Regions from separate parts of the Mus musculus genome. Here region 1 is linked to region 2. The links are chromatin loops, found by intact Hi-C in ENCODE. Cell type or tissue: gastrocnemius. All regions are shown on one strand. Links, peaks and the distances in the headings refer to the core of each region. The heading gives the core; the rest is flanking DNA. Region 1 overlaps Ets1 (E26 avian leukemia oncogene 1, 5' domain). Region 2 holds the start of Gm3331 (a long non-coding RNA gene).

Evidence for each region. Peaks named below come from ENCODE experiments on the same cell type or tissue, not always from the same donor. Only the 100,000 strongest peaks of a DNase experiment are listed, where the experiment ranks them.
Region 1: a loop joins it to region 2, with 6 times the contacts of the local background. A loop is called at or near these places in 2 of 42 quality-filtered maps.

The regions. Positions count from the first base shown.
Region 1 is chr9:32,725,349-32,741,754 of GRCm38, forward strand. Ets1 (E26 avian leukemia oncogene 1, 5' domain) reads left to right here. Exons shown (of 10, transcript NM_001372534.1): 4 at 3,327-3,446; 5 at 4,707-4,907; 6 at 7,601-7,678; 7 at 8,592-8,840; 8 at 12,751-13,011. Among named protein-coding and RNA genes, the nearest start is that of Gm3331, 50 kb to the right of the region's middle. In gastrocnemius, for the core only: a CTCF peak has its summit at 5,486; no DNase peak of the experiment used is centred there; H3K4me3 peaks cover 287 bases; H3K27ac peaks cover 2,826 bases.
Region 2 is chr9:32,779,335-32,795,740 of GRCm38, forward strand. Gm3331 (a long non-coding RNA gene) reads left to right here and starts at 3,812. Exons shown (of 3, transcript XR_379227.1): 1 at 3,812-3,917; 2 at 10,771-10,937. In gastrocnemius, for the core only: no CTCF peak of the experiment used is centred there; DNase peaks (open chromatin) are centred at 7,998, 8,470 and 10,173; H3K4me3 peaks cover 535 bases; H3K27ac peaks cover 3,915 bases.

The sequences.
Region 1 (16,406 bases), core at 4,482-9,481, 56 kb before region 2:
CATGTCCCAGGGCAATGCAAACACTCTGGGGGACTTGAGATTTCTTGTCCTTGGCAGGGACTGGGAGAGCAGCCACGGTGAGCCATCTTCCTAGGCTGGCCCAGACACTTACTTGGCTGCTCCCTGGTAGTGTGGTTGGAGACTGTGCTCTGTCATGCAACTGCATGACAACTGATGGGTCTGTTCATTTTGGCATTCAGAGGCAATATATTAGCTCCTTTTCTTAGAGGACACTAATTTTCATTATTTCCCTTATATATGTTCAGGAATTTTCCCTCCCTCCCTCCCTCCCTCCCTCCCTCCCTCCCTCCCTCCCTCCCTCCCTCCCTCCCTAACTTCCAGCCAAGGCTGGGAACACGCTAGCTGAGGAACTTAGGTAGTATTCTCTTCTGGACCTTAGTCATCTTAACACCAATTTCTGCATGTGGTACATTGATAGTTCAGGCTTCTAAAATTCAGGGCAGTGAAGGTAGTCACTTCAAAACGTCACAGAAAAGCTAGGTGGGATTAGCGCTGGGGAGAGATTGACCCAAGATGAGTCCAGAGGACGCTTGATGTTGGCCCTGTGTATTGGGAACCAGGGCTTGCAAGTGTGGGAGGGTCTAACCGTGTGGGCTCTGGTGATACCGGCAGGTCTTCAGGATTTGAAACCTCACTGTCCTTTGCCATCCACATAAATTATACATTGGGACTTCCTGTGTGCACTGGACGCTTGCTGCCTGTCTTACCAGCATTGCCACTTATGTAGTCAAACCACTGTTGTCTCCCAGGCAAACAAATGCTACCACTTTCTTAAAGGTGACCCGGCAGCTACTTATATTCACCTAGACCTCTCTTTACACACCAGCCAAGGCAGTCTCCTGGGGGAGCAGTGTGGGGAGGCCATTCCTCTGGTTAAACTAGAGCAGCTTTCTGTTTTCCTCAGGAAAGGTGACCTGTTTGATGGTCCCCCTCATCCCAGCCTCACAGCAGACAGCTCACCTCCTGATCACACTGATTCAGCTGACGATCGCTCATCTATTATTTTTTCTTTTATGTGTTACAGGGTTTTATTTCTTCCCCTTTCTGTAAGTTTAGAAATTAAGTTTGCTCTGTGAAAATTTCATATATGTATACATATATATGTACGTGTGTATGTATGTGTTCGTGTGTTCGTGTGTGTGTGTGTGTGTGTGTGTGTGTGTGTGTGTATTCTGATTGTTCTTCTCTTCCTACTGTTCCTGTCAGTTCCCCCCTAAGTTTCTTTCCTAGACATGACTTTTGTTTTTGACTGGGTGACTCAATTAGTTTAATCAGGGCCATCTGTGTGACTTTTGGTTTAGTAGTATATCCATCGGAGCCTGGTGGGGTCACCACTGAGTACACAGCTAAAACAAGGACACCCATCTCCCTGAATCTGTCACTTAGCAAATAGTTCACAGTGCAGGGCAGGGCTCCCTGGGCCTCTCACAGCCACACTGGGCCTTGGGGAGCTTATTTTTGTGACGAGCCAGTGAGGGCATCCACAGCTGCTGTGTGTTTGAGATGGCTGTGCCTTTTGTAACGCTTCTCTGTTTGTTCTATTCTAGCTCTTCCGTTATTTCTGCTTCCCCTCCTACTTTGTTGCCTGCACCTTAGAGAGGATAGTGTAAAAGTCTTGTTTGGGGTTGAGCACGCATCTGTCACATATTGTCAGCACCTTGTGTGGCTACAGGTCTCCTCATTTTCCACCATTACTGCAGAAGAGCCTTCTCTGATCAAGGATGGGATTAGCATTTGTTGATGCATATAAACATAAATAATTGGAAGACAGTTTGATGCTATGCTGGTTTAAGTAAACAACAGTATTCAGTTACCCCTGAGTTTTTGACAGGGCTTAATGTACCAGGCATGGATTCTGTCCTGTGGAGTGGGCCTCAACAACAGAGAGCAGTTGGCTACTCTGTAACGGCAATGCCAGTGTTGCCCAAGTAAGCAGGTCTTGTCTGCTAGCTGAACTCATGGAGTTTGTAGGGTTCACAGCTGTGTGAGAGCACTCCTGCCTTTCCTCCAAGAGTCTGCATAGCGCTCTCTAGGGCTGTGAAGACTAGCTGGAGGGGAGCTTCCAGCTCAGTTTAAGCTGGCTGTCTCTACGTCATTCAAGGAAGGCAAATGGTAACATTGTCTCTACTACTATGTAGTATAGTGCGCAAAGTGGCATTAGAGCATAAAAAGGAAGTAAAAGGCATACACATAGGAAAAGAAGTCCAAGTATTCCTGTTTACAGGCTACATGACAGTGTACGCAAACAGAAAATTCCTAACCAGATGATTTTCAGCAAAATTAACCTACACAAAAAAGTCAGTTGTCTTTTTATATACCAGAGACAGAGGCACTGGGGAGGAAATCAGGGAAATAATTCCATTCACAATAGCCTAAAACCCCAAACAAAAACAAAACCAACAAACAAAAAACTCTTGGTGTAACCCTAAACAAGGAGGTGAAAAACCTCCATTCATCTTTCCCATACCTCCATTTATGCTGTGCCAAGAATTGTGTAGCTTAAGATGAGGGCTCACCACTGGCTTTTGTGTTGAAAAGCTGACCCATGTGCTCTGATCCAATAGGCCTCCAGTAAAACTGAACATTTGTATCTGCTCATTTCCAGGTGAGGCTGACATGTCTGCTTGGGGCACCACACTCTGAGAACAGCTAGGACAGAGTGTAGTCTTCTTCTCTAGTTTCTGAGTGCTCATCAGATCTCACCGTCCGTCCCTCTGCCAGAGGCAAGGCTTTCCTGTCCTCTGGAATAGTTCCTGTTCTGGGCTAGCATGTGCCTTCTCTTTGGAAGTCCTATTGGCACTGTATGTGAACGTTCGTGTCTGTAGATCTTTAATGCCTGAATCCACTGCAAGGCTCACAATCCACTCTCTCGGCCAGCGCTCTTTCTGTTCTCTTCCCATCCCCTGCACATTGCAGGCACTAAGTAATTCTTGGTTGCATGAATAATATTGTTCCTTCTTTCTATAGGTAACCGAAAATGCGTAGTAGCACAAATGGTTTCAGTGAATAAGAAGGATAAATGGGGGAGGGGCGTGGGTAGTGGAAATCAGAAGAAGAATAAGCATGTTTGTTCGCCAGGATTCAGAGTGTTGTAAGCAGGACATGGGGTTGGTTCTTTTTTCAAAGAGGCCTACCTAGTATATTGTGGAAAACCCCTTCAGTTTTACCTGCTGTGATGAAGACGTGAACACAATTCTTTCTCAGCTTGCATTCTCTGGCTCATTCACACTCTTTCATTCTTCATGAGTGGTTAATTACCTATGCGGGTTTTGTTTTTTCATATGCTGCCTTGTTTTTCCTTACAGACATGGAATGTGCAGATGTCCCGCTGTTAACTCCGAGCAGCAAAGAAATGATGTCCCAAGCCTTGAAAGCTACTTTCAGTGGTTTCACAAAAGAACAGCAGCGACTGGGAATCCCCAAAGGTATACTTTTGATCGTAGGAGAAAGGACCACGAAGACTGGATCCTTAGGAAAGGCTCGTTTGCTCTCCTGTAGCAGACAAGTTTGGAAAAAATTTATTTTAGAGTCACGATGGGTGACCATGGATGAACCCAGGGAGCTGTGGTGCTTATTATTTATATTCTGCTCTCTTTCATGTACTTTGGCAAACTATGCTTGTGCTTTGGGTGTTCCAATCTAAAAGGGTTTTCTGAGAATGGAAAGAGTCTGGAGTTATCATAAAGAAGTGAGCTGTGAATTGTCAGCTGTCCCTAGAACATTTCCTGGACAGTCATGAATAGGCAAGCTGGGTCTTGTTTTTATTTTGCTTTGTTTTGTGTTGATGTTGTTGTTGTTGTTAAGAAAGTTGAAGGAAAACTGTCTATAAATAACACCTCGTCTGACTGTAAATAAAAGACTTCCAGCGTGGCCAGACCAAAGTGTTGTTTAGATTCTTAGAATACATCTGCACATTTTTTTTTACATCTTCTGTTTACAACTTTACCCAAAACCTCGGTGGACCACAGCTCCAAGCATCCTTTGTGGACCAGAATGCCAGAGCATAGTGACTTCTGAGCCCTGAGTGTTCCCAGCATCTCATGCAGTTACTTGTGGCTCAGGCATCATTTGAGTGGACGTAGAAGCCTGCTGCCTCCTGATTCCTTTTGGTGTCATTGGCAGGTACAGCTCTGTCAAACCTTAGGTCATGTTCATGAAGATTACATGGCTTCACTGCTACTCAAAGCTGTCCCTGTGGTCACAAATAATGATACTTCAATGACTTACCATTACTAATTGCTGTGATTATTATAAAACCTGAGTGGCTAAGATAAAAAATAATTGAGTATAAAAAAATCTCAAGTGTATTGCAGCGTTGAGAGCAGAAAGAGGCATGTGCAGTTTGTGGGAAACACTTTCCATTGCTATTGCCATTAAAGAAGGCATAGTCCCTTATCTGGGGGCTTTTGATATTTTTTAATGAGAATCAGGGTGAGAGAGGAGATCAATGGAAATCTTGGCCTGAAAAAAAAAAAAGCAGGGAATTGCTGTTGGCTGATTTTAGCTCCTCCTAGCTGAGGAGATGGGAAAGTGGGGTGCTAGATGAGGGAGGAAGAGTCTGAGAGGTGCTGGACAAGATGCTGCTCCCAAGGTGTAGAGTAACTAGCATCGTCAGCTCTGTTTCGGCCCTTCCCTGCCTTCTCCCAGCCTGACCTACTATATCCTCGCTTGGCCTCTCTTCTCAGACCCCCGGCAGTGGACAGAAACCCACGTCCGGGACTGGGTGATGTGGGCTGTGAATGAGTTCAGCCTGAAAGGTGTGGACTTCCAGAAGTTCTGTATGAGTGGAGCAGCACTGTGTGCCCTGGGTAAAGAATGCTTCCTCGAGCTGGCTCCAGACTTTGTTGGGGATATCCTGTGGGAGCATCTAGAGATCCTGCAGAAAGGTAAATGTGTGCAAATGGGGAGGGGCACTGGGTGGAGTTTCTCTAAGAGTAGGAGGAAGGCTGGCCCAACAGTGGGATGCTCTTGCTGTTGTTGCCTGTGGGTGTTCAGCCATGGTATAGACGGTATGTGGGGCTGTGTTTGGCTCAAAGCAAGAGCTCAATACATGTTGGCTTATTTTCTTCTCTGCCTTAGGAGTTCATATTTTATTTTTTTTTTAAACAAGATTGTACTTCTCTAGCATCTTGTATACAATTCGAGTTATTTTCTTAGACCCATACATTATTTGAATAAATAGTGTCTGAACTTAAATAAATCTGGATATATAAAACAGGAGTTTCACCTGCTCTGGAACGTTTGATATATACTCCGTTGGTCTGTGGTGTATTCTCTCTGGTAACAGGAGAGTACAGCTTTTCCAAGCCCATTAGCAAGACAAGTTTCTCTGCCAGTCACTGGCTTGGGATTAAGGCAGCGTAGAATACCTTTTACATTTGGAGCCAAAGCTAGGGTTATATCAGGACGTGGTGTTGCAACCTTGTAATGACACAGCCTCCTCTACTGGCCTGGCCTCTTCTAACCTTTTTGGACCAAGTGACTCATGTCCCGTAGCTCCGGCTGAGTATAGCAACAGCAGCGGGCCGCAAACTTGGGTGTTTCTGTGCTTATTTGTCTAAATTTCTTCTTAAAATAAATGGCAGTTACCAGCAGTCAGCAGTGCCCTACAGCTGACTGTAAGCCTAGAAGCCTGCTGCCCTCTGTAACCAGGCCCACCCTTTCCCTGTGGTTACCAGCCTCAATCTCTAGGCACAGCATCTGGGGGCAGGGCACACAGCTCAGTCCATGTAAGACCTTCCTTTGTTTAAGAGAACGAACACCTCACTCTAGAGACCTAGAGACCTAGGTTCCAATCCTCTGGGCATATGAATGTGGTATGTCTTCCTCCACCTCAGCTTCTTGTCGAAACTGATCCCTGGATGAACACAGTTAAGGACTTGGTAGCTCTTCCTGTGGCTGCTGCTACTCAGGACTGGACAACTGCTCGCTGTAGGAAGGGCACTGGTGCAGACCCCTAGGCACTGACATAATTGACCTGTTCATAGGAGGATAAAGAAGGATGTGGCAGACTCTACGCAGCACCGGTTTAACTTCTGTCTTCTGAACACAACAGCAGGTTGCACCAGACCATGAAACCAAACATAGTCTGTCAATATGGTGCTTCTGTGAACTCTAAATGAATTCCTGCAGTGGACGTACCCAGAGCTGGGGGTAGTCTCGGTCTGTCAGAGGCTGATCATGGTCTGTTCATATCCTTGATTCCAAAGTGCTGCCAAATATAAACTCTTGAAATTAGCCACAATCAGTGATCGACCCTTTAAACTTTACTTACTTCCAAGTCTGTTTTCGTTTCACTTCTCACCCAGTGCTCTTGCTGTGATGCTCCGAGGAAACTCTACCACTGAGACAGGATTAGACTATTGACAGTGTTCATGCAGAGGAGCATTGTCAGGGATTTGAAGTGAAGCAGGGTGTAATGGAGTCGGTGTGAGGAGGCAAGTCCGGTCATCCTAGCCAGGGTCCCGTTGCTTGAGGCAGTAAAACTGTCAGGCTATGGATTTCCGTTTCTGAAGGGATGACAGGGACGTTTGTGCGTAGGACAGCGTCCCTTCTGTTGATCTAACAGGAGCAGCATGGCAGCCAGAGAGCATAGCTGCTTGGGGTGGAGCTGGAGGCCAAAGGTGCAGGGGATGTTTGAATCTGATAAGCCGCTCAAGCAGTGTGTAATCATTTTATCTCAACTGGGAACTTTTTTTTTTTGAGTGCAGGCATAAACTTGTTTTCCCATCAGCCTTTGCTCTCAGGAGGCTAGCAGGTACCTGAGGAAAAACCCGTATCAGCAGTCTCTCTTGATGACTGATCTTTGCAAAGAAATGCAGTCAGGCTCTGTAGAGTGTCGACAGCTACTGCGATTGATTCTGGGGTAGCAGAGTACCCCGAGCCCCACTGCGAAAGATCGGCTCTCCGCTACACTTTATTTCTTCCTGGGTCCTAATGAAGTTGGAATCTAGGCAGTGTGGACGTGTTGGCTTCTGTTACTTTACATAAGTCCTCACAGTTCACTGAGTGGCGTCACCTTACCAGAGTCCTGCTTCTTGTCTGGGCCTGAACTTGAATTCTGAGAACAATGAGAAAAGCAGAATTCAAAAGGACAAAAACAATCCAGATATCTGCAAAAAGTGGAGGATACAAATACCCACTTGCCTGAAGGCTAGCGTGTGTTCTGAAATGGGTTTTAGTCGACCCGTTTGAGTGTTAGGTGCTGATCTTGGTCCTTGAGACATCCCCACACTTGAGCCTGAAGATTCAGTTCTCTGAAGGGAAACAGCAAGACACCACCCAATAGGGATGCCCGTTCTCTCAACCCTCAGTGATTGCCCACTGGGTCTCCTCCCAAGATAAATGGACCAATCCCGTTTCACAGCTGCTGATATGTTAAGCTCAGCCGTACTTTAGTGATGTCATCCTGAGATAAGGCTCCATCCAGACAACCAAGACCCCAACTCCTGTAGTGTGCTTACAGACTTCCTAGAAAAAATCGGTTGAGATTGTTGGGGTCCTTGTGTTTTAAGATCCTTGCAGGTCACATGTCACTTGCGTGTTATCTTCATTTTATTCCCTGGTTTGTTTCTTACAGAGGATGTGAAACCATATCAGGTTAATGGAGCCAACCCTACCTACCCAGAATCCTGTTACACCTCGGATTACTTCATCAGTAAGTGCTACTGTCCACTCTGCCTCTGTCTTTTTATGATAGGGATCCTGGAAAGGCTCCCTGGCTTAGTTGATCCCAGATGCTTCAATAATAACTCTATTGAAAGCAATATAATTTTAATTATATTCTGCTTTTTGTTACTTAATTTATGACTTGTCACATAGTACATCACTAAGTCTATGTGTGTTTACCAGTCTACAAAGTTCCTGCGAGTGGGAAGGAATATACCCTGGGCATATTTTGATCTTATTTAGTCCCATGTGTGTGAGAGACTGGGAGAGATTTGATTTTGGCCTACATGCTTTGCTTAACTATTATTAAAGATGATCGGATTTGCTATGGGATCCTTCTGGATTCCCTGCGTGGGCTGTGTAGCATCATAGTCTGTTATAGAGAGTGAAACTTTGTTTTTAAAGTGCATGATAGCTTAGTACACTATAGAGGTATCCAGAGAAGAACAGTATCATTGGCTTCTCTGATGGGCCTGACTTCAAAGGTAGTGTGAAACAGGTGTGGTGTATATATTTTTTTTCCATCTTCTGGCTTATTGCAGTTTTTATTCCAATGGCAACATTCACCACATATCTGGAGTTTATCAAGAGTGCCAGGAATGTTGTAGCCATTGTGCCTATACACACAGCCTCCTTTATTCTACATCACAGTACTCTGAGGAACACTTAACCAGACTTACTGTACAGAGCAGTAAATTAAGGCAAAAGGGAAGGTATCTTATCAAGGGCTGCAGGTAGCAAGTTGTGCATCAAGGTTGAACCCAAGTCCTTCTGATGTACTCTTTACTTCTCTATTAAGGGAGTCAGCTCACATCACATGGGGGGAGGGGGGCTTGATAAGGAGTGAGAATGGATTCTCTCAGGTCCCAGTGTCTCCAACTGTAAACATTCTCCTTTTCTAGGCTACGGTATCGAGCATGCTCAGTGTGTTCCTCCCTCAGAGTTCTCAGAGCCCAGCTTCATCACAGAGTCCTATCAGACGCTGCATCCTATCAGCTCGGAAGAACTCCTGTCCCTCAAGTATGAGAACGACTACCCTTCTGTCATTCTCCAGGACCCTCTCCAGACAGACACCTTGCAGACAGACTACTTTGCCATCAAGCAAGAGGTGTTAACTCCAGACAACATGTGCCTGGGGAGAGCCAGTCGTGGTAGGTCAATTTTACTTTCAGACTCCTTGGCTGTACAAAAATTGCCTCGGTTCCTTCATTGTCCAGGTCCCGTTTTGCTCACTTATCACTCCTTTATTCACCAGTCTTAGCTTTTCATTTTTTCAAGTGTATGGACAAGAAGACTTTTCTGCCGTGAGATTTTAGCTTTATCCAGTATGATGACAGAGACCTTGGGGTCCATGATGGAACTGAGCATGGCAGAGTAATAATCAAATGTGTTATCAGGGTACACGGTTTGCCTACATATTACTTCTAGTTGGACTTTGAAAGGCAGGCTGCAGTTTCTTTAAGATAGTTTTGCTTGAGATCATAATCTTGAAATTTGGCCTGTGCTTTGGCAGCCTTTCAGGGTTCACCTGGGTCATACTGTAGACCCTGGACTGGTACCCGGGATGACCCTCGCTGCTCATCCTGGGAAATTAGCCACTTGTGACTTCTTTGGTTTGGGAAGATACAAGATGGTTAACCAGTGGTTTATTTGGAACTGGTCATCAACAGCCTGGTGAAAGTATGTATTTAGCTAGGAGACCAGGGGAAAGGTGGCCAGTGGCTTCCAAAAGAAGGTACTCTTGTTGACAAGGCTATTATAGCAGTGATAAATAGTCGCTGGCAGTGAAGTCAGTGTTTGAAAATAGGTCTCGCTGACCTGATGCCCCAGAGGTAAGATGTACCTGATGTTGAACCCATGGCCTTGAACATCGCACTCTGAGAAGGAGCCTGTTCTGATGATCTTGTTGCTGAGAAAAGTGAAGTCTGATAGAAGGAGGGCCTTCTTCACCCAGGAAAAGCCTAGTAGTTTCTGAAAAGCCTAGAAATGACTTTCCTGGTGGGAAAGTATTAAGACAGGAAGAGGAGAGTAGTGATTCTTGCTCTCCGAATGACTCCCCGTGCTACCTGCTCAATGTGACCCATCCCTCCTGTGCTAGGGATGCTCTTTAACTGCAGCTCCTCTTTGCTCCCAGCCTGCCTTGCGAGAGCTCTCTGGCCTCGTACAGGGAAAGTCCCTGCAAAATCAGTACCCAGAATGTCCATCTTATGCTCCTAGGTTGTTTTTGTTTTAAACTAAAGGGAATGGGTGGGACCGGGTCTGTCTTCCCCTTTTCTGCCTGTCTTATTTTTGGGTACATGTCTATTTAAATACATACCCTCAAGTGTGTGCATCTGTGCACTTCTTCTTAAGCAGGTTGAAGCCTTAGCAACATTTTTTTTCCCTCGTGGGGCTGTCTCTCTGTATATTTAAGGAGACCGAGTTGTGGGTTTGGGGTTCAGCCGTGTTGTAAATCTGTGTACATCTGTAATCATACCACTTTACAATTGTGGCTGGTTTTGCATTTGTGGAAATGCCCTCCTTTCCCTTTCCTCATCTTGGTTCTTGGATCCTCACTACCCTTCAAACCCTATCTAATGATTATAAACCCCAACTGATCCTTACCGAAGGACGTCAGGTATTTCTTTGTGGCTCTCCTGTCCTTCAGTTCCTCCAAGCTCAGGCCACAGACTTAAGGGGAAGACCAGCTTGTGCAAGCCTGCTTGCTGCCTGGTAGATGTGCTGTGACACGGCTGGCCAAAGGGCCATTGATTCTGACTGTTGTGATTGGTCTAGACTGAAGACATTACTGTTAGCTGACTATTAATAATCGCAGTATTCAGATGCTGTGTTACAGTATACAAAGTACTTCTCTGTCCCACTTATTTGAGCTCTAAGGCCTGTCTTTGTGTAAGTCTTTTCTGTGGGTGGCTGTGAGGCTACCCGTCTCCTGTTCAGAGTGCTGTTCGGTGGACTCAATTAGCTTTGGAAGGACCTTGCAGAGGCTTTTCTTAGAGAAGACAGTCAGTACTAGTCTCAGGGATGCGTGCCTCCCGGATCGAACAGAGAAGCAGAACCTAATCCTTTTGGATTCAAGTCAGTGTTTTGGGGAAAATACCCGTTAATGAAGGCTTCCAGCTCCAGGGTTGTGAAATAGAACTAAGACTAAAGCTGCCCTCCACGCTAAACCACAGTCTGAACCGAGAACCATCTGGTGAGGCTGCAAGAGAGTGGTGACGCCTACCTTAGCACTTAAGCTAAATGAAGCCCTTTCAGATCCTGGCCCTCCACATACAAAAATGGCTGAAGAGATAAGAAAAACTCCAAGAGCCTGAAGCATAGGGAATACCTACTTATGGGTGACTCAGAGGGCAGGCCATCCTCCGTGGAAACACGGTTTTCCTTCTTAGGCTTTTGGTGTGTTTGTGCTAGAGTGAAATGGAATGGCAGTTAGCATCTATAGCTAGGATGAGAACACACCTTTGATGAGATACCAGGGAACTCTCTGCCCTGCTAAGAAGCCCGTGGCATTCCGTGAGGGTGGGGGTGCTGCTTTCCTGAGAAATTTAATGTGACTTAAAAAATGAGTAATGGAAAGGGACTAGTTTGGTACAGTCATGGCCACTCGTTCCTTAGGCTCTGATTTGCTTTGTGAACATTGCCTTCTTTTGAGCAGAGGGTGGAGTGAGAGCTGGCATTTCTGTCTTCATCACTACAGGAGAGAGCAGAAGGGCAGAATGTTCACAGCAGACATACTTGTTTATCTGGGACTACTTCTTTAATTTTGAGAACAATAGCTTCCCCTTGTATTCGACTTTGATTTGGGAAGCTGCTTCTGTCTGAGCATTGTTTTCTTAACCAGTCCTCAGCCAGAAAGAAGCTCGCTGATGTGGTTGGAGAAGACCCTCTTCCTCTTCAGGGTTTAGCCAGCTTCGCACGGTCGAGAAGCGACTTGAGGGCACTCCTGCACAGGCTTTTCTTACCTCTCTCCATCTCCTAGCGTACGTTGGGTAGGAGTGGCCATCCCATCTCCTGCGGTCTGCCGCGAGCTGCCTGGGAAGCAGCTGGTCATTGGCCGTAACAAATGTTCCTGGGGTCCCTTGTAATTCTTCAGTGTATTTATTTTCTCTTAAAGCTTCCATGTTAGCCCCCCCCCCCCCTTTTAATGCCATTTTTACCAGTGGAGACTTCTCCAGCAATGCTTGCCCAACTGCAGTGGCTGTGTATAACCAGCTTGGGGAGATGAATGAACGTGCATGATCATGTGGTCTGTTCAGAATGCTTTAAGCAACTCACCCTGTGAAGGGTTTCTGACCCTGCTCTGGGCCTTCATTCTGCAGCCACCCCTTCTGCTTCTCCTGCCCATGGAGTTTGAATTCCAAGTTCTAACTATACCTCAGAGGGTAACTGATACAGTTTGCTGCCTGCAAGAATGACTGAGCTTTGTTGGGTTTTGTTTTCCTGTCCCTGAAGGCACCCCATAACTTCTTTCTCCATTTGAGAGTCATGAAGAAATGACTTACTATGTGGGGAGAAAGTACCTAAAAGGTAAAAGGCTTTGGTTCCAAGGACAAGGGACGCCAATCTGCCCTTAATCTAATAGAATGTTTTTTTTCTTATGATCAAAACATTTTACCAATGGGCCTTCAGAAATAATTCCATTGTCTGGAGTTGAAAAAAATAATAATTTGACAGTGTTTTTTTTTTTTATTAACTTATTAAATCTACTGTAGTAACCAGAAATCTCATGACAAGTAGGGCTCCAAGCTTCTATATTTCTGGCTTTAGAATTCTTGAGGTCCCATCCTCATGACAGTTCCGAGGAGTAGAGCCTTACTTTGGCTACTATGCTCAGAACTATAAGCCAGGCAGTGGCAGCAGCACTCATGTTGTGGCCAGGCCAGCATCCTTTCCCCTAGTGTAGACTCAGGACTTCTGGGACTCCTGTATCCCTGGGCCCTCTCTCCCTTCCTCCCTGTCCAGATCTAATTAGCAATCTGTCCTCCATAAGAGGGATTTTACAGCTGTTTTTTCCCCAACCCCTCTTCCCTGCCCTCTTCCTACCTCCTCATTTACCTCCAGGTAAACTCGGGGGCCAGGACTCTTTTGAGAGCGTAGAGAGCTACGATAGTTGTGACCGCCTCACCCAGTCCTGGAGCAGCCAGTCATCCTTCAACAGCCTGCAGCGGGTCCCCTCCTATGACAGCTTCGACTACGAGGATTATCCCGCTGCCCTGCCCAACCACAAGCCCAAGGGCACCTTCAAGGACTATGTGCGTGACCGTGCTGACCTCAACAAGGACAAGCCTGTCATTCCTGCTGCTGCCCTGGCTGGCTACACAGGTAGGCACCCAGCCCCTCTCTAGGTGGCTAATTGCATGTTTCTGTGGGCCAGGTCAAGTGTAAGGCACAGAGACCCAGGGGCGTCCCTTTTTAGTTTTGTGAAGTGTAGATGTTTCTGAAGGGTCTTTAGTTTCAAGCCATTCTGCTTGTGAGAAGCCACTGATTTTTGGAAGCCAATAGTATCATTCATTCTCAAGGGTTCGCTTTTAAGAGTGGTGGAAATGTAACTTTTGAACTTCTTTCGTGTCTGGGGAAGGGACCTGTGATGACTGGGAGTTTCTGGGAACTGCCTCATGAGTAGTATGGAGGGACTTTTGCTGGCCTGCTCTGGGGAGACCTTTTCAAATACAAAACCAGACTTTTGCTGGCTTTCTCAAAGGCAGAGTTGAAGGGCCTGCATGCCAAAGAGTTTCACAGTCTGGTTATCATGGCAGCCTGCTGACTGAATGTAGGAACAGAGATCTCAGCCCTAGCCACCTCCTTCCTGGGCTTCCGTAGCCAAACACTTACCAACAACAGCAGCAATAGTAACGACAACAAGACCACCGCCACTACACTTTAGGATTGGTTTCCTTCCAGGTGTGAAAGCTATCGTTAGATTAGTAGGGATTTCAGAAAGAACCCAGAGAATGGATGAAGTTCACCAAGCTAGGGCTCGGATGAGAAGCTCATGGTTAGAGCCAGGCATTTCTCCATTCCAGTGAGCAGCAGCTCCTACGGACTTAACCTAGGAGCCTTGGGAGAGCTTGAGAAATATTCAAAAGCATCGCACAATCCGTGTGCTAAGCATCAGATCCCCTCTACAAGGCGGTAGTGCTTTCAGGGCTTACAGAGTGCACTTGAGAAGAGCCCTGGTTAACCTTTGTTAGTCCGATGTTGTTTTGTGCCATCCTCTTAAGATGTCTTCCACTGGACAGGCGTGGGCTCTGTGTGCCTGGAGATGGGCAGCAGACATGGCGGTTCTGTTGACATAACTGAAATTTTTTTCAAGTGGGATAGAATAGTCTTGGAATTTTTCTGAAAATTAAGAGATCCTTAAAAGTGAAATTTATATACTTAGAAAAATTATTCCTCCTTTCAAGATCAAGAATATGTTCCCTATATTGCACTCCACAAAGCCCCTAGCTAGGGTAGTCATTGCATCAAAGGGTGCCCAGGAATTAAATCCATGATTGGGAGTGGCAGCAAGGACCAAATGAAGAATCATGAGAAAAGGACAAACTTGAGCACCTTCTTTTTTTAAAAAAAAAAGATATTAGTAGGGGGCCTTGGCACATTTCAAGAGGATCTTTTCCTGTCTCTGGAGAGCACATTATTGTGAAATTCACTCATTTTCATTGAAGATATCCGAGATGAGAAAGAGTACAAGAAGTCTTTCAAAGTGTAGAAGAGTGGAAGACTTTGCAATTGAGACTAGTCTCTCTCCATCTGGATGCCATGATGGAGTGGGGAGGGGAGAGGGCTGCTTAGAGGAAAGGACAAAAGCTAGGGTAGTGCTCAGATAATAGAGGGGAGGGGAGGGGAGGGGAGGAGGGGAGAGGGAGGAGGGGAGGGGAGGGGAGGAGAAGGGAGGGGGAAGGGATCATCATCCCTTCACTTTCTCAAAGACTAAGCCCTTCCAAATGAAAAAAAAATGAAGGCTTGTCCACATTTAGATTCTATTTTTTTTTTTTTTTACAATTATGGATTTAACTTTTTCAAACTCCAGTAGTAGTGAGAACAATAGACCAGAAACCAGAAGTTCCCTGCACTCTCTCTCAGCTTTCACACACTGTGTGATTTTAGGCAAATTCACCTTGTACCTTTTTCTACTTTAGTGAAGTAGAACTGTTCACCCTTATCCCGACAGTGGGGGACGTGTGAAAGCACAGTTGAACCAAATCGATTAAATAAATGAGTGCTAGACATTGCGCTAGACATGGTGAGAAGAAAGCCCTACTTGTAATAAATTGATTATTTCAGAAAATGAGCACCAACTGGGTGTGGATAAGACACCACCCCCACCCCCACCCCAAGCAGAGTCAGTCTTATCCAGTTTATTCTACACGTCCTTAGACTTGAACTAGAATCTCTTGTTGCTGTGGTCTAAATAATGGTTGGGATTTGTTAGGTGTGATAGCAGACCAAATTTTGGCAGTTTCCCCCATGATCTCTGTCTTCAGGGAACACTTCCTGCCTCCACTACAGGTTCCCTGAGTCTGTGACCTGGTGGCCCCATCCCAGAAATAGGGGTGGACAAGGGATGGAACGCATCTGCCTTGTGTTGTCTCTTACCTGAGGTGATGGCTGCAAATGGGGATCTAACTTCATGCAGGCATGTTAGGATGACCTGGCATTTGGAAAGTACTTAGAGAAGTGGAAATCACTAGGTAACTGTTGGCAGTGCTCTTGACATGTGTATAAACACTGCACTAGTTTCCTGTCTCTCGTTCTGTCCCCTTTCTGTCCTATAAAATTCAGTTGCTGAAGCTTGTGTGTGACCTATAATAGGGGCACTCAGACTTCTGCACCATGGCTACCTGGTCTGGACTACATACATGTGCTTATCATGGCTGCCTGGCCTGGACCACGTGCATGTGCGTATGTGTACCTAAGTGAGAAGAGCATCTCACCACACCCCTAGACGAGGGACTGAGGTTTCAGTCCTTCCTGCCTCTACAGGAATACGTTCTCCTCCTTCCTGTGAGATCTTAGTTACTGCACTGTAAGTGTGGAAATCAGTTAGAGATGGAATTTTCACATTCTCTTGCACAGTTACATTCTTCCTTCAAAGATAAGAAAATTGCACCAACCTTAGCAGGGCTCCCATGGCAACTTGTTAAATTAGGTCGAGATGTGGGGGCAGATAACATGGCTTGAAAGAAAGCCTGCCTTGCCTGTTAGCTGAGTGAGGGCTACATCAAGCACAATGTTGGCTTCCGCCGAGACGTACCTCCTTACCGTACTGTTTACGGTTATCAGACTGACACAGTCGAAAAGCTCCATTTTCTCTTGTTCATAGGTGCATGCTCAGTCCCTTCTAATTACAACACTGAGAGCCAGCCCCATGCTCACTGTTGTCTGTATTCCTTGTAACCTTAGAAAAATGCTGAGCACTCAGAGTGTGCTTACACGCTGAGATAATCAATTTGTTATCATTATGAGTCCCTTTTGCCTGTGTCTAGCACAATGTGTAATACGCATCTATTCAATTCATTGATTTAGGTGTAGGGATAGGATAATACTTCATTGTTAAATAGTAGTCTCCTTTCCTCCCTGTCAGTCTGGCCCCATTTTAGAGATAGTGAAACTGAGCACAAAGAGCATGCTTTATCCAAGGTCAGGTAATTTTGCTCTGCAAGAAGGTGGCTCCTTAATGAATTTTAAGTGCTGCATGCCTTGCTTGAATGCACCAT
Region 2 (16,406 bases), core at 6,114-11,113:
ACATGAGGCTCATTCTGCTTCTTCCCTCATATTGTGAACTTTTTTCATGAAGAATTCCTTTTATTCAGGGACTTGTTACACAGTCTCATGCCACCAGGTTTCTGAAACTACTGCCACGATTGGCTTAGACTTTAGAGTCTCCTTTGTGTGTGTGTGAGCATGGTGTAGACAAAGCCTACTTACCTCTGTGGAGTAAGAGTCTGCTCCTTTGCCAACACTCTGCCCAAGCATACCCTTTCCTGTGCATCTCCTTCACTGGGTCATCCCTTTTCTTCCATTTCTCATCTATCAGCTCCTTTTCAAGCAGACAGACTTCGGTTCTTCACTCTCCCTCACTGAGCAAAGAGCCTGAATGCCTACCTTGTGTTGCATTTAACTTATTTGATTATATTTGGGTTAGGTGATAGAAGCATCACTTTTGCATTTAAGTTGCCCTTATTATTATGAGTATCAAGGAAAAGGCCACGTGGCAATACCAAAAGTGATAATACAGACGTGCTCATAGGAGAAAGGTGAGAATTTTCTTCCTCTTGGTGTTTAAGGAAGAAGGGAACCATCAGTAGACCACACGTAGCCTCTCTCTACCTATCTTTGGCTACACTGTAAGGAGTACTATCAGGGAGTTTTGCAGCAGGAGATGAATCCTGCTGAATGGATTCATTAATCCTTTCTTTAGCCCATGCGCTTACTTGCATACTGGTGTAGAAAGAACTCCCAGGGGGGTGGGGAATATAACACAGTCTATCCAAGTCTTCCTAAGAGGTATGTTAGCTTAATTCTGTGTCATCAGGAGGAAGTTCTCTTGACTGCTTCCCCATCAGCTTAAATACGTTCTTATTAGGCTAAGGTTAATATTTTGGTTTTTCCATCTGCTTTAATTTTTGGTTTTCTTTTAAGAGGCCAGTTTAGGGGGTGGGCTCTAAGGTCTGGTACCTGAAAACCTTTTCCTGTTACCTATGATGATAGGTGGAGGATACAAATGACTGAAAACAGTAGAATGAGAAGAGTCTGTAACTCACACAAGAGGTGATGGGAGATCCCTTAGTAGAGGCTCAGCAGGCATAGCTCATTTGGTAGAGTGCATGACCAGGAGGAAATACAAAGCTCTGATTTGATTCTCAGCAACACACCAAGTAAGTGTGCTGTCATACAACTAGAATCCTAGCACTCAGAAGGTAGCAGCAAGAGGACCTGAAGATGAGGGTCATTCTCAAGTATATAGTGAGTAGTTTGAGACCAGCAAGGGATACATGAGTTTCTGAAATGCAAAACAGCACACACACACACACACACACACACACACACACACACACACACACACCGTATAATTGTGCTAACGGCAGCACAGAGAAAGTCCTAACATGAAGAATATGGCCACTGCACATACAGTATAAGGTGTTCTTAGAAGAATGTCTCCTCTGGACTGAGAAAGCCTACAGTTGGGACTGGATAGGAAAATAAGAATCAGTGCACAGACAGTACTGTGATGCTAAGAAATTTTAATTTTCCACAGTGTTGAGCTGAAACTTTAAAAAAAATTGAGTGCCAAACAAATGATATGCCCATCAATAAGAAGCCAGATTTTGGGGTGTGCGAAAAGGTTAAAGGCCTGATGTGGGCTGTGAATAGTCTATGTCTATAGTCTATGGATGAGGGACAAGTAAAGAAAACCATTAGATCCAAAAGCAGAAGAACTTGGAGGATGTAGTTGTTCGTGTGGAGACGTGGGATAAGGGAGTTTGGAAGGCTCATGGGGGCTCCCAGATTTTACTTTGAGTGTTTGGAAAAAATGAAGTGCTTGTCTTAGCACCTAAGACTCCCCAGTTGTGATTACTTGTTGGCTACAAGCAGTTATACACTTTGATTAAAAACAAACGAAAGGCAAACTAGTTTGTTTGAGTACTCAGGGAGTCTTATAATTTGCTAAATATATACTAAGTGCCAAAAATATGTTTAATTGTTTTAAAAAATGTTTTGAGATGGGGTTCTACTCCCTATTGTGTCTGAGGCTGGCCTTAAACTTTCAGTGAGTCTCCTCTCGGCTTCTTGAGTCCTGGGATCACATGGTGAGCCACCAAGTCTGGCCTTTAATGCTTTCTAGAAGACACATTGGTATAGTTCAAACCTGGAGTGTCCCAAAGGCTCAAGCACTAAATATTTGACCCCCAAGTATACAGGGGTGGTGGTTTAATCTTCAGGAGCTGGGGTAACAGGAGGCTATCAGGCCATTACAGGTGTGACCTCAAAGGCATAATACATCCGTGGTCTCTTCCTTTCTTTTTGTGTTCCTAGTTATGGAAAGAGGTGTTGTAGGTGTAGTTTTACAGTCTATCTGCCTTCACTCCAGGAGCTGACCATACTACCAACTCCTATCCAGTTTCCCTTGAATCCTTGGACAAAAAGTACATAGTTGTTCCTTTTTAATTTGCCTTAGGACACAATTTCTGTGTACTATCTCCCACCTAGAAAACGTGCCCCTATCTATACTCTTAGTTCTGTCTCTCCCACCTTCCCCAAATATCAGTGGGTAGTCACATGTAGCCCCTACCTAACATCCCTGACCATCTGCCTGTAGAAGTGGCCACAGGCCCCAGCTCCTCCCAAGACCTAACATGGTTACCTGGTTCTCCTCTCTCCAAAGCATGGCAAACTCCTTTCTCCTCCTTGTATCGCTGTGCTCCAGGGACCAAGGAAATCCAGCTTTTACCTTCCACCCAGCAATTGACCCATGGCTTTCTTACTGACAGGTCAAGAACCAATTAGGGAACAGGTCTTTTACATCAGAGGTGCCCTCTACAAGGCATCATTCCATCAAGTGCTCCTGACATTATGGGCTGCATTAGGTCAAAGCAATGGGTACCAGCCTTCAGTCCTTGAACAGACATGTCCTCTTGCCACTATATTTTTGTTACCTCCACAGTCTGAGCAACTTGACTGAAATAGCTATATCTAACACGTGCCTACATGACATAAAATCCATTCACTTATTTTGGTAAATTCAGAAACAAAAGAGTCAGGCAGGTTGATACCTATGTGGCCGGGTGCCAGGATGACACAGGTGGAGTGAGAGTTAGGGGTGGTGAAATGCAGGTAGAGCCAGGAACTGCTCCTTGGGGCCCCAGACTTCTAATCTCAGGGACAGAGTTCCCTTCCAGGGGTGACTCAGGACATCTGTTTCCCATCTGACTATCCATTTATGATTTTCTTCTTCTTCCTCCCTCTGACTCTTGGGGTTGGCTGCAGCAGGGAAAACATGTGGAAGCAAAGTTCTCAGTAAATCACCGAGAAGGCTCTAGGGCTTTAGGGCTCATTTTTCACTGGAAAAGCCAAGTCTAGCAGAGGCTAGTGAGGGCTGAAAAAGAAATCCTGGCTTGGGATATCTCTGTGTAATGCGTGGGGAGTCAGGGAGCAGGGAGTATGAGAACACACATACGTGAGCCTGTGAGTGCCTATGTGCATGTGACTATCTGTGCTACAGTGCGGGCTCAGAGCCTTCCTCCTGGCTCCTGATAGTCAGGGAGACAAGCGGCTGAGCCTGGCAGATCTCCTCATACTCTGCCTCGGTCCACTAAACACAAGACTGCTGTCCCTCCATGAGAAAGTCTGCAGAGCCCAGATCAGGTCCAAAGCTCCTACTCTGCCCTTGCCACCCACAGACCTCACATGAAAGTAAATAGGATCTGGAAGCAGACACCCACAAGACTTGGCAGTGTGGTCACCCTGGAGCTGTGCTAGGCAAGGGAGGCCGCGAGAGCATAAAAATGAAGTGTTAGGAAATGTCATCTTCTAGATGGCTTTGGTGGGGTTGGTGGTAAAACTGAATTTCTCAGTCCCGATGCCTCCTTTTGTGTTTCAGCTGCTTTCTATTTAACCATGTTACTTTGGTGACCTGCATCCAGAGACCGCCAGAGTAAGAGGTATGGTTCCATCAGCTGAGGAAATTACAGATGAGTCTGTTAAGATGGGAGAATGTCCGAGCTCACAGGTGCCAAGCTTTTCACAGCTCACTTAGCACACAGCTCTTGGTTCAGCAGACTTTATAACTCAGTCAACCCTTGCTAGAACTAGGTGGAGTTTATCATGGTAGTCGTTAGGGGAAATAATCACTCTCTGTTACAAACTTGATCATTTTTGGAAGAGTTTCTTTTACTGGAACTTAAGGTTGTGCTGGTTCTTTTGGAAGGTTTGGGATCTTCGGGCTTCGGGGGTGGGCCTTGAGGTGCAGGGCTTGGCTTTGAGTATTATCTCTGGTCTCATGTGTTTCTTGGCCCATTTAAATCCTAGTATGAGAAAAGAACTGATTTTCAGTTTAGGGATATTTCCATTGATGAATGGGCCCAATTTTACAGAGCAAATTTAAGACTCATATGATATGAAAAGGATTTCTGTGTCATGTCCAACATCCTGGGAAATGTAGTTTCCAGAAAATGGTGACGGTTTATGAGAAGATTATTGGAAGTGGAGACAGGTCCTGAGAATTGAGGACTCCAGCTTCCCACTGTACAACTGCCTTCTCTACGTGTGCTCTGGATTCTGAGGCAGGACCTCTTCCTTTTTATATTTATTCTAAAACTTCAATTAAAAATGTGTGTGTGTGTGTGTGTGTGTGTGTGATGCCAGGGGGCATGGGTAGAAGTTAGAGGATAATTTATGGGAGTCTTTTCTCACCATGTAGACTCTGGGCATCCAGTTTAAATCATCAGGTTGGTGGTAAGTGCTTTCACCTGCTAAACTGTCTCTCCAGCCCACTCAAACTTCCATGTAACCTGAAGAATAATTTTGTTTGTGCAACTACTATTGGAATGCATTGGGCATTCATTGGCTGAATCAGATGTAGAGGACAGTGCCTGAAACTAGAGTCCGAGGAGGTATAGATAGCGGTGTGTCCACGATGAATACAATGCACAGCCTCCATCCTTGCTAATGATGAAAGTGAGGATTTCCATTAAGAAGGAATTGATTCAAATTATGACTGTGTCTAGAAATTGTCTCCAAAGCTTTTTATAAAATAAAACCTTGTTATGGGGACAACTTAATATACCTAACAGTGGTTTTCTTTAGGATGAGTCATACCAGGCACTCAGAGATCTATAGCAACCTGAATTTGGGGATGATATGGACCACAGACTTGACAGAGATGCACACGCAATCTGTTGAATTCAACCGTGTTATACAATCAACTCAGTGATAAGAGTGACAATATCAGCAACTATAACTTCTAACCCATGTGGAGATCTTGCGGTGTGCTAGGCACTGTCATAAATGGAGTCATTTATTCCTTAAGAGACTCTTTGAAGAGGGGCGTGCTGCTTTACCGCCTCCCACTTTGCATGTAGGCAAGGGAGCCTGCTAAACAACTTGCTCTAATCCGCATCACTAATAAGTGGCTGCTGACTGGATGTTGTTCTCATCCCATGTGCTTCCTGCTTCTCTAGAGACATCTTTAAGATGTAAGTTAACATAGCTCACAGCCTTTTGTGGCATAGCATTTGGTACCTCCTAGCTACTGGAACTAGGAAACACAGTTGGAGCTTAGAGTCCCTAGTGGGCAGTTCTCCAGTAGCTGGGTGCTTTGTAACTTTCTTCCATCATCCCAAGAATAGCTACTGGCAAAATTCCGTGAATCCCACATCTGTGGCTGGATGTGGGTGGGGAAGGGTGGGTCTGGATACGGTTGCCCAACAGAAATGTGTAAAAGAGTATGAATATTCCCAAGACTCTCAGAATATGACCTCTGAGTAAATCCAAGGCAGAGAGTGGAGAGTATGGGTGATTCAATCTCTTCCACTGGCCCACTCACATCAACACATATGATGGAGAAACCAACGTACGTATGTCTGAGGTGGTAAACTCTCCAGGGCAATTCAAAATGATATCCTAGACCCACACAGCTCAGCTAGATGGGTCCAGATCCTGTTTCTATATCCTGAAAAATACCTCCTAGGGGACTACCCATGTGCAGGGCTCTGATATTCTTCATTGTATTCCAAGTGTGGACTTTGGACAGGAAAAGATCCCTTCCCCCAGTCTGCTTCAGGACTATAGAATTGGCCTATCTGTGCCATGTGCCACACTCCACACTTGCAGGGAAGTTCCTTGTTGACTCTTAAGAAGAAAAAGAGGAAAATAAGCCTGTTAGTGTGTTCCAAACCTTCTCACCACAGCAAGCTCTGAATATTAGGAGGAGGTGTGATTCACATATCTTCTCTATAACTGCCAACAAAATGCTGGCCAGGGAATGGGAGGCTTGTAGGCATGAGGGGAGCAGCTTAGCGGAGGGAATCTGTGCCTCCCATCGAAGACTCCTCAGTCAAGATGGCAGGAATCTGAAACAGTGCTACACAAAATTCCGGGTGATGCAGACATTCAGGGACCTAGTGGCTTTCCTTCCACTGTGGACCACAAAGCTTGGGTAGAATCTTGCTCACCACACTCTCCAAGGGACTCCTAAAGTCCACAGGGATGTTTGTCTTCTGCTTAGAAACTCCAAGTACCCCAAAGAAGAGTCATGCAGAGACTTGGTCTTGTTCAAAGGCCTGGTTTATAGTTTGACTTGCCAACGCCATCATCTGCAATTCAAAGTTATGAATGCCAAATCTGGACGCTGGAATTCCAGCATTGGGGAGGCCAAGGCACGCAGGCTGATGGATCTGGCTGGCTGGTCATCCTAGGCAGATGCTGCACTTCAGGTTCAATGAGAGACTCTGTATCAAAAAAGAAATGGGTGGAGAAGGATTGAGGAAGACTCACAACATGGCCCTCTGGCCCTACGTAAATCCCCTTAAAAGTGTGTGTGAGCACACACATACCCACACCACCACCACCACCAACAGTAACAACAACTATAACAACCCCCAAATCAGTGCTTGTCATTTTATATACCAGCTATAAGAGTCAGGTAAGACGCTCAGTGAACTGCATTGGACTACTCTAATATTAATATAAGAGATGAGCATTATTATGTTCAAACAATGCAGTAATAATTTAACAACAGATGCTTATCAAACAGGCACTAAATTAAATACCTTAAGAAAGCATACAGACATATCATTATAAATACAGTCACATAGTACTTATTATTTATCAGGGACTGCTGGAGAAACTCTATAAATAAACATGAAGCTGCTTCTACCTGGAGAGAAAAAAATATGAAAATAATAAAGATAACTTCAGAAATTAATGAATACCACAGAGAAAGCCTTGTAGATGACAGAATTGAGCATTGGGAGCCGAAGGCAGAAATTTCAGATGGTTGGCTCTCTTCTGAAAAGGTGACTTTTGTGACATAGAAGAAGGACATCTCTGTAGGGATGACAAAGTGGAGTCAAAGCTAAGGTCACAGGGCCTTGGTGGGGTGGGGTGGGGGTGGGGGGATTGTGAATAGACCATGAGTGCTAGGGCCACCAGATGCTGTGGGTAAATCTTATTCCCAGTGGAAAGTCACCGGATGGTTTCAACCAAGAAGCAATGATAGAATTCTATTTTTAAAATGACCCTTTGGCCACTGGTAAAGAAGTATTGAGCTAGGTAGGAGTACAAATGAGATCCTACCTACAGCAACTCAGAGGATGAAACAAGCAATCTAAAGAGGAGTTCTCTGTGATTTCACTGGTGTTTTAGGGAGTCTGCATAGCTTTTCTGCCAAGCCACCACACTATGAGCTGTGGAGCCAGGGTTTGACCCCAGGTGGCTGAGATTCCGGAGCTGGTGCTCAGCTCATAGAACTCCAATGTTCTTTCCACCCACAGCCTTTGTAAGCCACTGCAAGGAATGCTGATAATTGTGGCTTACCAGTAAGCCGGGCTACAGAGCACTCCACCACTGCTGGAGGCTGGTTTCCAAGATGCAGGGGTGGGGACAGCCATTCCTTGCCCTTGGCTTGAAGGACTGGCTGGGCCTGGCTTCTTGGGGAGGCAGCACCGACTCGGTTCTCCTGTGGGGTTTTCCATTCCCATCGAGTGTGTCCCTCGAGTGTTTCATTGAGGGCTGTGGCCATGCCATGGCTTCTGTCCAATTTCTGCCACAGTTTGCAAGCCATGGGGCAAAGATGGGGGCACTTCTGTTTGCCACAACAGCTGTCTCCATGGCAACAGCCCGTGATACCACTGGAAAAGTGATTTGTGAGAATCAGCGATGGAAACAGAAAGGCAAAGCTGGGGAGAGCTGTGCATGGAGCCCTGGCTGAGTCTCTGTGCAGTATCCAGGGGGCTGTACAATGGGGGTCCCTTTCAGTGGTCCTTGGCCTTTCCGATTTTTATTTAGGCTTAGCAAATCCAGATGTTCTCCAAATAGCTCATGCCTACTTGGTCCAGATGTAAACTTCATTTTTCATCCAATCTCACAAATATTTGTAATTGCTTAGCAGTGTGAGCCCCAGGAACTCTTTGGGTTGGAGAGGGTTAATGAGGACAAATCCTCCCCAGATGGCTAGCTGCCCTTCCCCCACCCAGGCTTCTCTTGACAGGTCTGAGGCCAGCAGGATCTGCTGTCCAAAGGACCTCCTGAGACATCCAACCCGGGTCTTTTCTTAGAAACAGGAAACTGCCTCAGCCAAGTACAAGTGAAATGAAGCACCCAGAAATCCAAGCACTGCTCCAAACCTGAGGCCTGGAGGCAGATAGAGAGGGCTGGGCTCTGGGAAGGGCTCCCTACTCCTCTCCTGAATGACATCCACCTTAGCTGTGATCTCCACCTTCTTCGGTGATCCTGGGCCATTATGTAAGTGCTGGTTACAACCCCACTGAAATATTTATATCAAAGGTTTCCTTACAAATTAACATAGTTATATCATTAATTTTCATAACTTCATAATTGAATTGGATAAACACTAACCATTGGTGGATGGGATTGAAGCCATTACTGACATACGACTCATGCGTGTAAACGGAGCAGGAAGGAATGGAAAGAAGGCTGTGTTTCTTTTAAGTATGGCAGGAGCCATAATGGAGACTCTCTCAAAAGGCTAGACATTTTGGGCATCGTACTTGCGGAGCAGTTCCATAAGTCCATGGATCACTTTTGAAGCATTAAATACTTTTACCTTCTCAAGGATTGGGGTTTATCTCCCTGATCCATTTCTTCAGAATCTAGTGTGATGGGGATTCTGTGAGTTCTCCAAAAGTAGGCACTGGATGAATAAATAAACATCAAATCAGTGAAATTAACTCTTGGCTCAGTCAAGTTGTAGGAAGCCTATCCTGTGTGTGGTATAGGGAAAGAGGAGAATAAAGAAAGACGGTATGGGTGGTGGTGGACAAGTCTTCCTGCAAGAATGTGAGTAGAAGAGCCGGTAGACTTGAAATCACAGGACTAGCATTTTGTCTTGGCTTTGCGTAGCTGTGCAGTCTCAGACAAGTTGCTCAGTCTCTCTGAGCATGAATGTCTTCGTCTCCAGAGCAAGTGCATTGACACCTGCAGACACTGTTATAATACTCGTTAGTTTAATTGAGGCGGGAGGGAGAGGCGGAACAGCTTGTCTAACCCACGTGGCCTCTGCACACTTCTGATCATCTAACATTTTAGCTCGTGCCTAATGCTCTGTTTCTTTGAAGTGCATGGAGTGCCTTGTTTTTCCATTGACAAGGCTCACTATCTATTTTCCCAATCAATGGCCATCTGACTCCCCTTCTGTATTCTTATCTACAGTCACTTTGCATATATATATCTTCTTGTCTCAGGCATGCCTCCTTTCATTGGGCAAGTGGTTTGACCCCTGTGTGCCTAGCCTTCCCCCTCTGTGACAAAGGCCATCGCTGGAAGCAGCCTAGGACAGCAAGTTGAACAACTTTGAACACATCGTTCTGTGTTTTTGGAGCTGTGGGTTACCATCCGCTGGTGGAATGTGTGCGTGTGTTTCCTAACACCGAGGAGCTGGGGGACAAGTATTAACTAGGGATCTGGGCCTACTCTGTCTTCATGATCAGCTCATGTTCCCCAAACCTCTCTTCCCATCTCTCTGCCCCTACATCCACACCAAAGGGTGCCTCGGGAACAGCTCTTTTAGGGCATCCCTCTCTCCCATGGCACTTGGCTTTCCAACGAGCTGGCCAGCTGAGGGAGTGGTTTCTGTGGTGTGGCCTGCCACATCTCATTTTCCATGAGGGTCACCAGGCAACCGCCAGAAAGTGACAACTCCTGACGCAAATGCTGCTTCACCCGGCGACAGGCTCTGTATCTCATTACTCAGTCTGGGCTGGGTCCAGGCTGGTTACGCCAGGACATCCTGTTGAGAGGGTGGACTGGCAAGTTAGAGCCACACTCAGTATCCTGGGTAGCTTTGAGAGCTGTGCCAATCTAGTGAGGGCCTGCTGGGCAGGGGTGGGACAAAACAGCAAGTTTGAAACTTAGCTGTGCATCTCAAAAGAGTGTTCTGCTTTTCTCCACACCCAGGAGACATTTTTCCTATCAGGGTGTCATGCAGGTAATAAAACGCTGTTATTTAAAAAGTGAAGCCAACATTTCATTTTTTTTTTAATATGGTGATTTATAATGCTGGAAGCAAATATGTTTCCATATTTAAAACCTGTCCGTCAAATAGCAATTTCAGGGAAACTTGGTAGCGGGTATTCTTTCCATTTTAGAGACAGAAAAACCAGCTCAAAGGGAAAATTATTAGCTGATGTTATATCAGGGAGAGATCAACAGAGTCCAGTCTTTGACCTTCCATCTGTATATAACTAGAGCATCAATCTCTTCCTGTCTCCCTCGAACCATGTTTCCTTTGGAACACTAATTAAAGTACACAGTTGTTGTTTATTTATTCATTTCCAGGTCTCTGGGGAGCCTGATGCATGGCAGGTGTGAACAGAGCAATGAGAACACACCTGACCCACCCATCCTTCTGGGGTGTCACTCCTCAGGACAGACTTGGAGCACCTGTGCAAGTCCCGGCACATGAGGATGATGGAGCAAAGCGCAGACGAGGCCAGGGAGAGCAGGTGAGCTTGTCTGCAGGATCGGGAAGAGCTTCTGCCTTACACAGAATGGCTGGAGGTTGCATCTGATTGGCTCCTGGGAAGAGTAAGCCCCTACTCATTCTTGGGCATGCGCTGTATGGTTTCTGGATTGGTGTCTGTCTGCATGCCAGCTGTGTAAGGTATGTGTGACAGATGAGAAACTCTCTGGGAGGATCCTGCCCCAAATCACACAGCTGCAAGTAGGGGAGATGAGCAGGCTGAGGTCTGGCTTCAGAGCTCTGCTTATACATCCACTATGGACTTCAATCAGAGACCTGAAATGGTAATCATACCAAGGCGACTTCAGATGCTAGCAGGGTCCTTTTTTATTATCCAGTTTCCCTTTTGTCTGATCTTTTCGTTTCTTGTTAGGCAAAGACCAGAGTTGAGGGCTCTCAGTTAACATCAAGTGCATGATGAATAGAATCACTGGAGTCAAAACAATCCTTCAAATACCCTCATGTTTAGAAGTGTGCTAAGTACTTTACATATACTATCTCACTTGATTTTTACCGAAGAAGGAGGAGGAGGAGGAGGAGGAGGAGGAGGAGGAGGAGGAGGAGGAGGAGAAATTGTGCTAGACATAAAGGAGTCCCTTCTTTTCAAGGTTCTATTTTCCACGGTTACAGTTATCCATGATTCAACAATCATAGGTAGAAAATTCTAGAAACAAATTTAAATGCTAAAGAAGTACTAAATAGGATCGTCCCTGCTGATTGATGTCCTGCCCTGGATCATGAACGTTCCCTTTGGCCAATGTATCCATGCTGTATAGGCTGCTGTCTCTGTTACCAGACTCTGGCTATCCAGCACGGCTTGCGTGCAGGGTTCAGCACTATCCCTGGGATTTGGCATCCACTTTCAGTCTTTGAATATGGCCCCAATAAGGGGTGCTACTCTGCTACCTTCATCTTCATTGCACAGATGATGAACTTAAGCCAAATGGCCGAGCCTGCCCTACTAATTGATTTCCTTAATATTCAACTCATCTAATACACCAGAGGAAGGCTGTTTAAAGGAAAGGGCAAGTCTAGCTTTTGTAGCAGCATTTTTAGGGACACATAGTATATGCTGTTCCTAAGTGGAGGGCACTGGGATTGGTTCTCCAGAACTGCAGAACAAAAGCAGTCCACCGACTCATTTGGAATGTGGGGAGGCCTCCTGACACATGTGACGTTCTCATCTCACCATTGAAGGACAAGCTCTATCAGCCCTCTGTCTTCTTTATAGGCATTCTTAAAATATACTATTTAATTTAGTTGGCATTTCCCACCCCACCCCCAACCCCCATTTACACTACAAGGTCACTTCTCTCTTGAGAACTGAGCTCTCACTTGCTCTCCAGAAGGACACATGCAGTCCCAGGATCCAACACCCTTCTTTTCATTTGTGCTTTTACCTAGATGCTTCACAGGATTCTGCTGAATAAGCCTGGGCTTTTCTCTCTGCAGAGGGACAGTATAAGCACATCGGACTCTGCTTGCTACTGAGCTATACATTCTCCGCCCCCACAGGGGCTCTTCCTAGTCTCCTCTAGACTGTGAACATGTGTGAGCAGACAGCAAGATTCACGGCTGTCTGGCCTCTCCCAGTCCTCCCCCAGATGAGCTGAAGCCAGATGACAGCATCAGGCAGAACTGAGGAGGATCGATGGCAAGCCAAGAAAGATTGAACGATATCTGGTCCCAGCTTGGGCTTTGGCTTAATCGCTACCACATGAGCACAGGGCTGGCCAGAGAGCAGGGCTGGGATTAGCATGGAGCTTGCTTCTGGGATGACAAGGGGAATGAGAATTCAGTACAGGAGATCTTACAGTGCCCAGGACATGATCCTTTCAACTTTGAGACTGGCATTTGGTATTAACTGAGTGTCTCTCAGTTGCCCGGCCTGGCACTAAATGTCCAGGGCAGTTACCACAACAGTTCTTCTAGCACATAGCTGGAGACTGTGTTGTTGTTATCTTTTCTTTGCAAATGAAGAGCCTAGGGCTCACTGAGACGATGACATAATGCAGTCAGTCATCCATCTAGTGAGTGAGAGGCGGAACTGTCATCAGAAATCAGGCGCTTTCTCCATAGACCCTAAACCTTTACACGAGATATACTTTTACCCATGCTTTCACTAATTCATCCCCTTTTCATGAATCCACTCACTCACTCACTCACACCATCCATGCATTCACGCATTACCTACTATGCACCGGCATACTAATTCGCATATTATTGTCTATAATGGGGTCAACAGGAAAATGGCTTCCTTGGTTTTCCTTCTGTCTGACTACAGAGTTTCAGTCTGGTTTGGTTGCGCATTATAACCACCTGATGAGAGTTTGGTAATCCTGACATCTTAGCTTAAAACATTCTTTCAGATGGAAGTTCCAGCTTTTCTTTTTCTTTTCTTGACAAAACCATGGGTTACTTGGATGTATGTTTTCAGAGCTGGCCATTGGTTATTGGATAGCTAATTGTTGTGTTCTTCTCCCCACTCTCAACCTTCCTTAGTCCCCTGTAGTTTGTGTGAACTTAAAATTTACATGACATTTCTCCAGCTGGGCTCATAATGCTTCCCACAAGAGCCATAGACGATCTAACAAAAACCTAGATCCTGGGCATGAGAAACCCTCTTTAGAATTGGTAAGGGTTGTCCAAAAGACCCCCAAGATTCTTAAGATATAACTGGTAAAGGTATAATCTTAGTTCAGAAGTTGTTCACGATTTAGAAGTGGGGACATGGGTAAATGAATGAAAACTGTAGATGAAGTTGAGATGTGTGACTGGGATGACACTCTGTTTACAGAGTATTGGGGGGGAAAGAGTGTCTTTAAGAGCACCTGAAGAAAAGAAGGTCCTTGAACATGCCGCTCAGAAGAAATGCTTGAGGTTGCAAGTCCAGAGCCAGTGGGTGTGTCTCAGTGGGTATGGAAATGGTACCACCTCTGACAGGATGATTCTTCAAAATGATTAATGCAATTTTGAAATTTCCATGCAGGACAAATTACACCCTTCCCATGACTTACACAGCAGTCATACTTACAGAAAATTCCAACTGCACCAAACTGCACAACATACAAAAATCAAGTCCTAGGTGTTTTTTTTATGTAAATGGAATTAAGTATCGGGCTTAGATAATTTCAGTTTCCGCCCACAGGAATGTCTAGGCAAACATACATAACCACCTGCTGAGGAAGGTGACTTTGCACTGTCTAGCATTGTCCTGTGCATTGCAGGGCACTCAACACTCTTGGCTATTACAGAAATGAAAGCAGACTCAGCTTCATAGTGTGACCATGCAGAGTTCTTCTCAGGTTCACAAAGCTCTTGTGTCAGGGTGGTGTCATATCCGCACCGAACTCCTGATGTAAGGAGAAAACTGAAAGTGTTGCTGAGCAGCTGATGTTAGCACTTGCGTGGAGTCACACATTTTGACATGATCTGTGCTGTCTGACAAGTTACAAACTGCTTTGGCATTATAGCCAAGGACTCTGTACATTCGTGGATGGGCAGCAAGCCCCTGGGGACTCCAGCTCTATCTCTGCAGGTGAGTAGCCTGGAAGTCAGAGCTGCTCAGAGAAGATGTGATGGGGAAGCCAGCACACCTGCATTTCAAAAGGACAGGGACAACCCATCTAAAAGCTGATTTCATGGGGGTTCCAGGACAAAGATTATGAATGAAGCCCACTCTTGTTAATTTTCATTGATCAACATAGTCTGCAGGATTCTGAGAAATTCTTAGTTGCACACTTGTAATGAATAGCTTTTTTTGAAAAGATATAGAAGAACAAATGTTTGAGCGCTTTTGTTACAGCGTATACTTGTTCCAGTTGCTTTGACAATAACAGTAAATAATTCTGAGCTTCAAAGAATTAACAAAAATATAAATCTCTTGATAGGATATAATTATGCAGACTAGAGAAATGGTAAAAGCATCCGTTAAAAGCACAGGCTGCTCTTTCAGAGGACCAGGGTTCAATTCCCAGCACCCACATAGCAGCTCACAGCTGCCTGTAATTCTCATTCCAGGGGATCAGACACTGTCACACAGACACACACGCAGACAAAACACTAATGTACATGAAATAAAAATAAATAAGAATGTATAAAAAGAAAGTAGTTGTACCAATTAATTAACAACATAAACACCAAATGCCTGGTGAGAGAGTCAGACCCTAAATGTCTTGAGAGTTTAAGACCAAAGATCCTGAGAAACAGAGTGATTACAGATTTATCATGGGGCCAAGCCCTAAATGGTAGGTATGGATTAAACATGAAAACTGAAGGGCACCTTCTAGGTGGATGTAACAGCAGGGGCAGTGAGCGACAAGGATGCAGCGATCTGAGTGTCATCTGACTGAATGACGTCCTTGGCCAGAAGAAGGAGTGAGCAGAGGGAGGAGCAGGTTAGATGCTGGCAATAAGGCATCCCCATCAGAATGGGGCGTAAAGGGATGAAGGACCACTGACGATTTTGATCAGACATTTGTAGGACCAAATTGTGTGGATGTTGAAGATAATAAGCCTCTCATATTTTTCCTGGTTCCTATTTCATGACGGACAAATCTTGAATACGGAAACACTCTCTCTGTTTCCTAACCCAAACCTCCCAAAGGAAAGAGAAATGCTTTTCCTCTGATTGATAACTTGGGAAATAAGCCTGGCTGTCCATGATTCAGCCCCCTCCTTCCGCCTTTCCTGAGACAGTCCTGCAGAACACACATAGTCTTGTTCTTGGCGCTCTGTCTTTTGCAGACCTAGCTCCACATGGCAAAGCCTGTGTCCAGATGTGGGTGTGACTGGATGAACAGGTCTGCCTAATTCAAGATGAAGGATTAGCAAGCCCTCTTGGCTGCAAGCAGCTGCACTCGCCACGGACGATTCTGTCTGTAATAGAGCTGACATTTTGATCCCACCTGTCTGACTCCAGTGTTTCTCTGCTAATTAATTCTAACTTGGATGGAAGATGGCTGGTATTTGCTAGAGATAAAACATCCAATCAGACAGGGGAAAGAAATGTTTTAACCATTGAAAGACCCTTTAACATTCACTTTTAAGAGTGAATGCCTAATATAAATTAGACTTATAAATAGGGTTGTTTCTGGAATAATTCAGATCCTAGGGCAATTGATAGAGAAACTTCAGGATGCTTTGAGTCAATTTTTGACAACTGGATAACTAGGTCAAATCCGGGTTGTCACTTCTTTTTGTAAATAAAGTCTTATTGAAACACAACCATGGTCACCCACTGACATATCATCTATAGTTATTTTCACATTTTGATATACTCATTAGTATATTTACTTAGCCATGGATTTGGTATGTGTTATCTAAAATATTTGAAAATATTTTGTACGTCATGCTTTTCAGATTTAGAATATTTTCAGATGCATAATTAAATGTCGTAAGGATGGGCCCCAAATATAAACAAAAATTAATTGTATTCTACACACACACACCA